Regions from separate parts of the Homo sapiens genome. Here regions 2 and 3 are each linked to region 1. Evidence: chromatin loops called from intact Hi-C (ENCODE). Cell type or tissue: CD4-positive, alpha-beta T cell. All regions are shown on one strand. Region 1 holds the start of LOC105370939 (a long non-coding RNA gene). Region 2 overlaps KLF13 (KLF transcription factor 13). Region 3 has its middle 15 kb from the start of LINC02352.

Region 1 (2,500 bases):
TTGTCCTGACCCTTACTAGGCTGTTGAGTCAGGAAAGGATGTACATTCTCAACTGCATGGGGCTTCTCTATGGGGTGGAGGGCTGTGGGGACTATGGCGGGGGTGGATAATGTGGGGGAGTGTGGGGGGGCTGTGTGGGGCTGAGGGGGCTGTGAGGGTCTCTGGGGAACTCTGTAGGGCTGAGGGGGTTGTGTGGGCCTCTGGGGGTGCTCTGTGGTCCTGTGGGGGGGCTGGGTATAGGGCTGAGGAGGCTGTGGGGGTGGGTGCTGGGTGTTGGGCTGTGGGGGGCTGAAGGGGGCTGGGTGTGGAACTGTGTAGGCTGTGTGGGGCTGTGGGTGTCGGGGTTGTGGGGCTGTGCGGGGCTGAGTGCGGGGACCTGGGTGTGGGGTCTGTGGGGGCTGGGTTTGTGGGGCTGTAGGGCTGTGGAGGGGGGATCTCTGTTGGGGGGCTGTGCTCCAAATTTCCAAAACTCCACGTTTTGGAAATTCAGTGGAGTCTGCTCGCCGCATTTTAACAATGGGGGCCCTGCACCGGCCCAAGACAAGGGTCAGCTCGGGGCTGGGCCAGGAGCCCCATCTGGGGCCCCACACCCATTTCTGGGATTGCCCCCCACCCCGCCCCCGCCCCCGCCCCCGACGCTTCCGGGAGGTCTAGGCGGCTGCCGTGGGCCGGTCCGAAACGGCTCTAGGTGCACTGTTGGGGGGCTGTGTGGGGGCTCTGTAGGGGGGCTGTGGGGGGCTGTGTGGGGCTGTGTGGGCTGGGTGTTACTGCGCTCCTCAGGCAGTCAGGAGCCCTCGAGGAGTCCGCGGAGTTGGGTTGGGGGAGGCGGAGCCCGGCGGGAGGCGCTTCCCGGGCTTCCCAGGCTCTAGTAAGTTCCTGGAATTCGTGAACTGCCGGCCCGGGGGAGGATCTGTGAAGGCCCCGGGAAGGCAGAGGATTCCTGCGCGGACTGCCGCGTTCGGAGGGCAGCCGGGACGGCTGGGCCGGAGGCGGGGGAGCCCTCGGCTGGGCGGGCGCCGAGCCCGGCCGGGCCATTCACTGCCTCCGAAGCGAGCGGCCAGACCCGCCAGCTGCCCACTCGCCCCCGACCCCCGGGTCGCGGTCTCCATCCCCCTCGGACCCCGGCCAGCCCCAGGCCCTCGCGGCCGCCGCAGTACGTCGTCTCCACTTCGCAGCGCCCTCTGCCCACTGCGATTCCCCCAGCCCACGGCGAGCTCAGATGACACAAGGATGATGCTGTGGTCCGGGAGAGAACGATAAGGATTGTCACTGTGCTTTGCACTCTGTCATTCTAAGTTTCTTCTCCTCACGTGAGCTCATGTACCGCGGGCAGCGACTATCAGTGAGACTGGGGTAGACGCCACCTCTTTGGCCGCGGGCTGGGGCGCCGAGTCACGGGTCGCGGGGACGGGGCGGCGGTGCTGAGCCTCGAGCCGCCCAGGCCACGCCCCTCCTGATGTGGCCCCGCCCTGCTCTCCCAGCTCTCACCCGCGTCCTTTTCCCCCGGGTCCCCTGCGCTCCTCAGGACCCTGACGGCGCATCCTGGGTCCTCTACGCGCGCGACTGTCCCGCCCCTGAAGGGGCCTGCAGGGTGTCCACGGGACTCGGCTCTTCCTCCCTGACCCCTCAGGCCTGTCCTGGGGGTCCGCCCTAGAAATAGCTCGGAGGAAGGAGCCAGTGACTTGGGTGACGTTTTGGAAATTCAGTAGAGTCTGCTCGCGGTATTTTAACAATGGGGGTCCTGCACCGGCCCAAGACAAGGGTCAGCTCGGGGCTGGGCCAGGAGCCCCATCTGGGGCCCCACACCCATTTCTGTGATTGCCCCCCACCCCGCCCCCGCCCCCGCCCCCGCCCGCGACGCTTCCGGGAGGTCTAGGCGGCTGCCGTGAGCCGGTCCGAAACGGCTCTAGGTGCACTGTCCGGCTCCAGCCAGGTCCGCTACGCCTGGAGAGCATGGAGGCAAGTTCTGCCGGCTCCACCTGCAAAGCAGAGCCCCTTTCCACGACTGTGCAGCACCGCTCGCTCCAGCCCCACCATACCCGCCTGGACGGAGACCGACCGCAGCCTGGGAGAGCCTCCAAGCCTGGAGGCGGGCGCGCGAGCCCTTTCCAAGGAGAACCCACAGCGGCTTCCCCTCTTGCTCCAGGGGCCTCTAGATCCCACCCCACCTGGCACCTGCGTCTCTCCCAGAACTCGGCCTGCCCCTACCTTCCCGCCAGCCCCCACCCTGCTGGGGCTACTGGGACCTCCTAGCGGCATGCAGCGTTCAGTAAGCAGCCGCCGGGCCCGGCCTTCGGCCTTTGCATTTCCCGGTCCAGATATGGAGGTGACGGAGGTGTGCTGCGCACTCCCTGCACGCCTCTCCTCCACTGCTCCCCCATGAGAGGCCTTCCCTAAACCCGGCTAAAGAGTACCTACCCCGTCACCCCCGGCCCGTCCCCCCCCCGTCCCCCTCAGACCTAGGATGCACCCACCCGCCAGGGGGTTTCAGAGCCAGGGC
Region 2 (2,500 bases), 51 kb before region 1:
TCCCTCCTCACCTGGGTGCTCAGTTCCTTTCTTGTCATCCTTTCTCTGTTTGTAAAGCAGAAACAGTCCTGCTAACATCACCCCCTTCAAAGATGTATGCAGAATTTGATTTTTTTTCCTGGAAAATATACTTTTTTAGTGTTTAAGAAAAAACTCGTGCTGGGCATGGTAGCTCATGCCTGTAATCCCAGCACTTTGGGAGGCTGAGGCAGGAGAATTGCTTGAGCCCAGAAGTTCGAGACCAGCTTGGGCAACATAGTGAGACTCCACTGGGCATGGTGGTGCACACACCTGTACCAGCTGCTCAGGAGCCTGCAGGCAGGAGGATCACTTGAGCCCAGGAGGTGGCAGCTGCAGTGAGCCACGATCTTGCCACTACACTCAAACCTGGGCGACACGGGGAGATCCTATCTTAAAAACAAAAGAAAAAAATCTCAAGTCAAAGGTATTGAAATAGTATTGGAAAGTGTTAAAGGAGTCCAAAACATGAGCACACTTGGGAGTTTCACGGGAGACCCAGCGCCCCTGTGCCCTGTGTTCATCCTGACAATTTGGGCTCTGGACCTGGAGCCCCGAGACATTGCTGTGTCTCTCTTATTGGATCGCCTCATGGAAGCTTGACTCCACAAATGTTGTATTTGCATGACCTTCCTTGGGAGGCTCTCAGTGTTTTATTTTTCATCAGAGAAAGGCCTTCTTGTCTGTTGGTTCTTTGTTATCTAAACAGAGGCACTGTGGTGTAGTGATGAGGAGCCCTGGCCTCAGAGTGGGACAGGCTGAGCCCATCTCTGGGTTTTCACTGTGAAGTGGGTCTGGTCATGCTGCCTCTAGGAGCAGAGGGGTAGAATGTGGGTGAGGCACCCAGTAGGAGGGGTGTGTGTGCGTGTGTGTTCACGTGTGTGTACGTGTGTGTGTCGGGTAAGTGGTGATTAACTTGCAAGAGCAAAATTTCACCCCCTGCAGTATTGTTCATGGGTACCTAAATGAACAGACAGGTTTGCTGTCTTCTCTTTTGAAAAGAAACAGACACATAGACAATTCAGAATCTTTTTTTTTTTTTTTGAGGCTGGGACAATTCAGAACTTTTTTTTTTTTTTTTTGAGGCTGGGTCTCAGTCTGTCACCCAGGCTGGAGTGCAGTGGTGCGATCATGGCTCACCACAGCCTCAAACTCCTGGGCTCACACTATCTTCACAGCTCAGCCTGCCAAAGTGCTGGGACTCCAGGTGTGAGCCACCACACCCAGCCCAGAACTACTGTTTTAAAGCAGGTGCTGGGTCACTTTCCAGGATCCTCACAGCCTGACCTGAGCCCCCCTTCCCAGAGTCACCCTGTGACACAGCATGTGGGGTGATGCTCCTGGCATCCCAGCCCCAGGCGCATCCAGCCTCAGCTTCTGCGTCTGTATCCTCCTGGATAAACCCAGACTGGCTGCAGAAAAGTGGTACAGCCTGTGAGCTTCTGTGAGCATCCTGTTGTTGCTATGGAGACCCTGTTGCTAGACATCAGGCATGCTCAGACTAGGGAGTGGTGACCCTGTCTCAGGTGAGCCTCACGTGTTACCAGGTAACCAACCCCTCTCAGGTACCAACAGGCTGTACCTGGCTAGACTCTTTAATTAGCAGAAGTAGATGAACTGAAACCTCAACCTCAAGGTGAAAGACTCAGTCACCAGTCATCAGAACAGTTCTGGACAAGTCCACCTCTCTGAGGTGGGCTTGAAAGTTGCCCTGCACCCTGTGTCAGTAGTCTTGGGCAGTCTTACAGGGACAGGAGAGATTGTGCCTGCAGGTGGCCATGCTAGTCCTGCCGAGTGACCCCACCCCAAGGAAAGGACTTTCGGAGACCAGGCATTCTCTGGGTGAGACTCCCCACACTGGGCAGTCTTGGGTGAGGATGCCGGCTGCCCTCCCAGGGACGCAGTGCCCTGCTGGGTGCCCCGCCTTCCCTCCTGAGACCCAGGCACCATGACAGGTTTCTTAACTGACAGCTCTTTAGTAGAGAACAGAAATCCTGTTTGCAGCAAAACTTGCCTCACTGGATCGCTTCATAACAGCTCCTTCAAGTGGGGCGAGCTCATCGCTGCGGTCGGCATCTCAGCCATCAGCAGCCCGGAGAATCCCACTCAGGACTTAGGTTTGCTATTTTTGTGTCTCGCCTGGGCTTCGCTCGTTTCCACAGGCATTCCACTTCTTGTTTACAGGAGTAATTGCCTTCATGAGCTTTGGGCCATCTGCGGATATATGTATTTTTTTCTTTATTTTCTTTCTTTTTTGGGGCAGCAGTTCTATGTTTGCAAATATGAGGATTGTTTCCTAAAGGGAAGCATGAGGCCTTCTTGAGGCTGGCCTCTTGGCTGCTGAGCTGGGCCTTCGCACCCCTTTCCTGCTTTATTTCCGTCTTCCTGTGAGTGTATTTTGTTGTATAGAGGCGCTTCCTGTGGTCGGAGGTGAACATTTGGAGTGACTAAGGAGAGCATGGCCTTCCTCGCTCTCCCGGCG
Region 3 (2,500 bases), 190 kb before region 1:
TTCTTTCTTTCTTTCTCTCTCTCCTTCCTTCCTCTTTCTTTCTTTCTTTCTTTCTCTCCTTCCTTCCTCTTTCTTTCTTCTTTCTTTCTTTCTTTTTTCTTTCTTTTTTTGACAGTCTCACTCTGTCACCCAGGCTGAAGTGCAGTGGCACGATCTCGGCTCACTGAAGTTTCTGCTTCCCTGGTTCAAGCGATTATCCTGCCTCAGACTCCCGAGTAGCTGGGATTACAGGCATGTGCCTCCATGCCTGGCTAATTTTTTTTTTTTTTTTTTTTTTTTTGTATTTTTAGTACAGATGGAGTTTCACTATGTTGGACAGGCTGGTCTTGAACTCCTGACCTCTGGTGATCCACCTGCCTTGGCCTCCCAGAGTGCTGGGATTACAGGCATGAGCCACTGTGCCTGGCCTCCGCTCACTTCCAAACTTGCTCCAAGTCTTCAACGTTTCAAACAAAACAGCAGTGGTGCCCAGGCTCTCTGGAAGCCAGGCCATCCTCCCAAGTTGGCCCACTCCTCCACCCCTTCCTGCTCGCTTGCCCTGCCCTGCTGCCTTCCCGTCCTTCTTTTCTCCACTGCTTTGTGTGAGCTTCTGAAGTCTCCTGTCCCTAGAAACTGCCCTTTGTCAAGGTCATGAATAAGCCCTGGGGCCAAATCAAGGGGTGGAAAATGGAGACAGGCAAGGGAGGCAGAGCTCAGGGAAGAGGGAGAGGGAGTGGCCTTGTGAGTGTGGACTGAGCTCAAATTCTAGCCAGGGCCTTCCAGGAGACCTTGGTCTTCCCACTGGTCTTCCTCCTTTCTTGACCTCTCACAGCCTCATCCCCCACCCATTGACTCCAAACCCGTGTCTGTGACACCCTTGTTTCAACTTCTTGTCCTTGTGTCAGGGACCCAGGAGTCCCCGAACTGGAGACGTTACTGAACTTGTGATGGACTTTCCTAACTGGCTGCAAGGAGCCTCTGGTGGGGAGGGTGTCCTGGGGGGGGAAACGATGTGGAGGGAATATCATTAGCTCCCCATGGCCCCTCACTTTCCTGGCAGAGACTCCAAGGACGGGGTGCAGCAGCAAGTCTCATCCCCTCCACGCTGTGGCTGGTCCTCAGGGCCAGGGCACCCTGCCCTTGAGACCTCTTCCCACGTGTCAGCTCATCCTGGAACACCCAGAAGCAAAACAGGATCAGGCTTCTTGGAGTTTTCTTTCCAGTAAGGAGCTGGTCACTGACCAGCAGTGCACACTGAGCAGAAATTGCCATTGGTTTCTTTTTTAGGGATAGAGAGAGCAAGTGTGTGTGTATGTGTGTGTGTGTGTGTGTGTGTGTGTGTTGTAATCAGTGAATCAAAAAGATTCAAAGAGGAGAGAGTAGTGACTCCACCAGAGCTCAGAAAGAGGAGGAGGAAGAGGAGGAGGTAGCGGTGGCCATGGCCCAGCTTGTCAAGGAGCCGGCTGGTGCTCCTGAATCACGGAGGGCCTCCCATCCACCCACGCCGTCACCAGCAGGTGGGGACCGTCAGCCACTTTCTGGCAAATCTCAGCAAGTCAGCACGGCAAGTTGAAAGAAGGAGCCAGTACCTCTCCAGGACAGCCTTCCCTCCAGGGCCTGCTGGGGAAGAAGGAGCCTGGGAGCTGACTTCAGGCAGCGAAGTAGTAGGCTTGCAGGGCGGGAGAAGGCCCTGAAGCCCTGGCTCAGCCCTGGCGAGTCGGGCTCCACGGGGTGCTTGTCCTGGGCCTCGGCTTCCACATACAGGAGGTGCTGGCTGTGCCGCCTGACCCCTGAGCCGCGGGGATTAGATGACTTGCCCCGGGTCCTATTACTGGGACTTTTCAGAACCCAGCGGGACCCCGGGCCTCAGACCTGGCTGCTCTTCTGGGCACCAAGCACTGCCACTTCTCTCACGTTCTGACTGCCCCAGGCCCCTTCTCTTTTGGGACCAGTGCTGTTGAGCCTCCGAGGGTCCAGGAACCGGGTGTGGTGAGGTGCAGGGGTCCTGACTATGGGTCTGACTCTGGATGGCGGCAGGACAGCATTCCTGGGCCCAATCCCCTTCCCCTGCCTGCCTGCTCTGTCCCTGCTCCAGCTTGCGCGCCTCCACCCCCTGCTATCCCCTACTTTTAGCTGTCCTCTCACCCTCTCCACCCTGCCCCAGATCCTCCCTCACACACACAGGTTCTAGGCTGGCGGCTGGTTTGGTTGTCTCCCCCATGCTCTTGGAACCCCTAGGTGCCAGGTTATCATATCCGACCAAGAACAAAATCCACCCAGCAGTGAGCTGTGAGCACTTTCTGTTTGGTTGCTGAAGCATGAATTTGTTAGAAATAACGGCGGCTGACACCACAGTACGGCCCCTCAGCCACTCCTCCTACACGGTGGAACCTTCTGGAAGGCTGGATATGAGCTACGCCTGCCTCTTTTCTTGGTTCCTCCTGCTGCCCCCAAGAGCTGACTGCCTCTGGGGCTCACCCTTGGGTCAGAGCTGATGCCCTGAGGTTCAGGTATTGGCCCT

What was found. Hi-C counts contacts between places; a loop is a spot of excess contacts. Peaks named below come from ENCODE experiments on the same cell type or tissue, not always from the same donor. Only the 100,000 strongest peaks of a DNase experiment are listed, where the experiment ranks them.
Region 2: it touches region 1 in a loop (8-fold over the local background); 24 of 110 quality-filtered maps call a loop at or near these places.
Region 3: it touches region 1 in a loop (2.9-fold over the local background); 30 of 110 quality-filtered maps call a loop at or near these places.

The regions. Positions count from the first base shown.
Region 1 is chr15:31,390,987-31,393,486 of GRCh38, forward strand. It overlaps LOC105370939 (a long non-coding RNA gene), which reads left to right and starts at 1,898. Exons shown (of 2, transcript XR_001751466.2): 1 at 1,898-2,500. It also overlaps a transcript of KLF13 not described here. RefSeq lists a silencer at 1,511-1,560. In CD4-positive, alpha-beta T cell, no CTCF peak of the experiment used is centred here; DNase peaks (open chromatin) are centred at 1,385 and 2,127; H3K4me3 peaks cover 1,799 bases; H3K27ac peaks cover 642 bases.
Region 2 is chr15:31,340,455-31,342,954 of GRCh38, forward strand. All of the region lies in intron 1 of KLF13 (KLF transcription factor 13), which reads left to right. Among named protein-coding and RNA genes, the nearest start is that of KLF13, 15 kb to the left of the region's middle. RefSeq lists enhancers at 1,435-2,246, 2,247-2,500. In CD4-positive, alpha-beta T cell, no CTCF peak of the experiment used is centred here; DNase peaks (open chromatin) are centred at 357, 1,177 and 1,507; H3K4me3 peaks cover 404 bases; H3K27ac peaks cover 1,980 bases.
Region 3 is chr15:31,199,356-31,201,855 of GRCh38, forward strand. No RefSeq gene overlaps it. Among named protein-coding and RNA genes, the nearest start is that of LINC02352, 15 kb to the right of the region's middle. In CD4-positive, alpha-beta T cell, a CTCF peak has its summit at 1,477 (motif pointing right); a DNase peak (open chromatin) is centred at 1,496.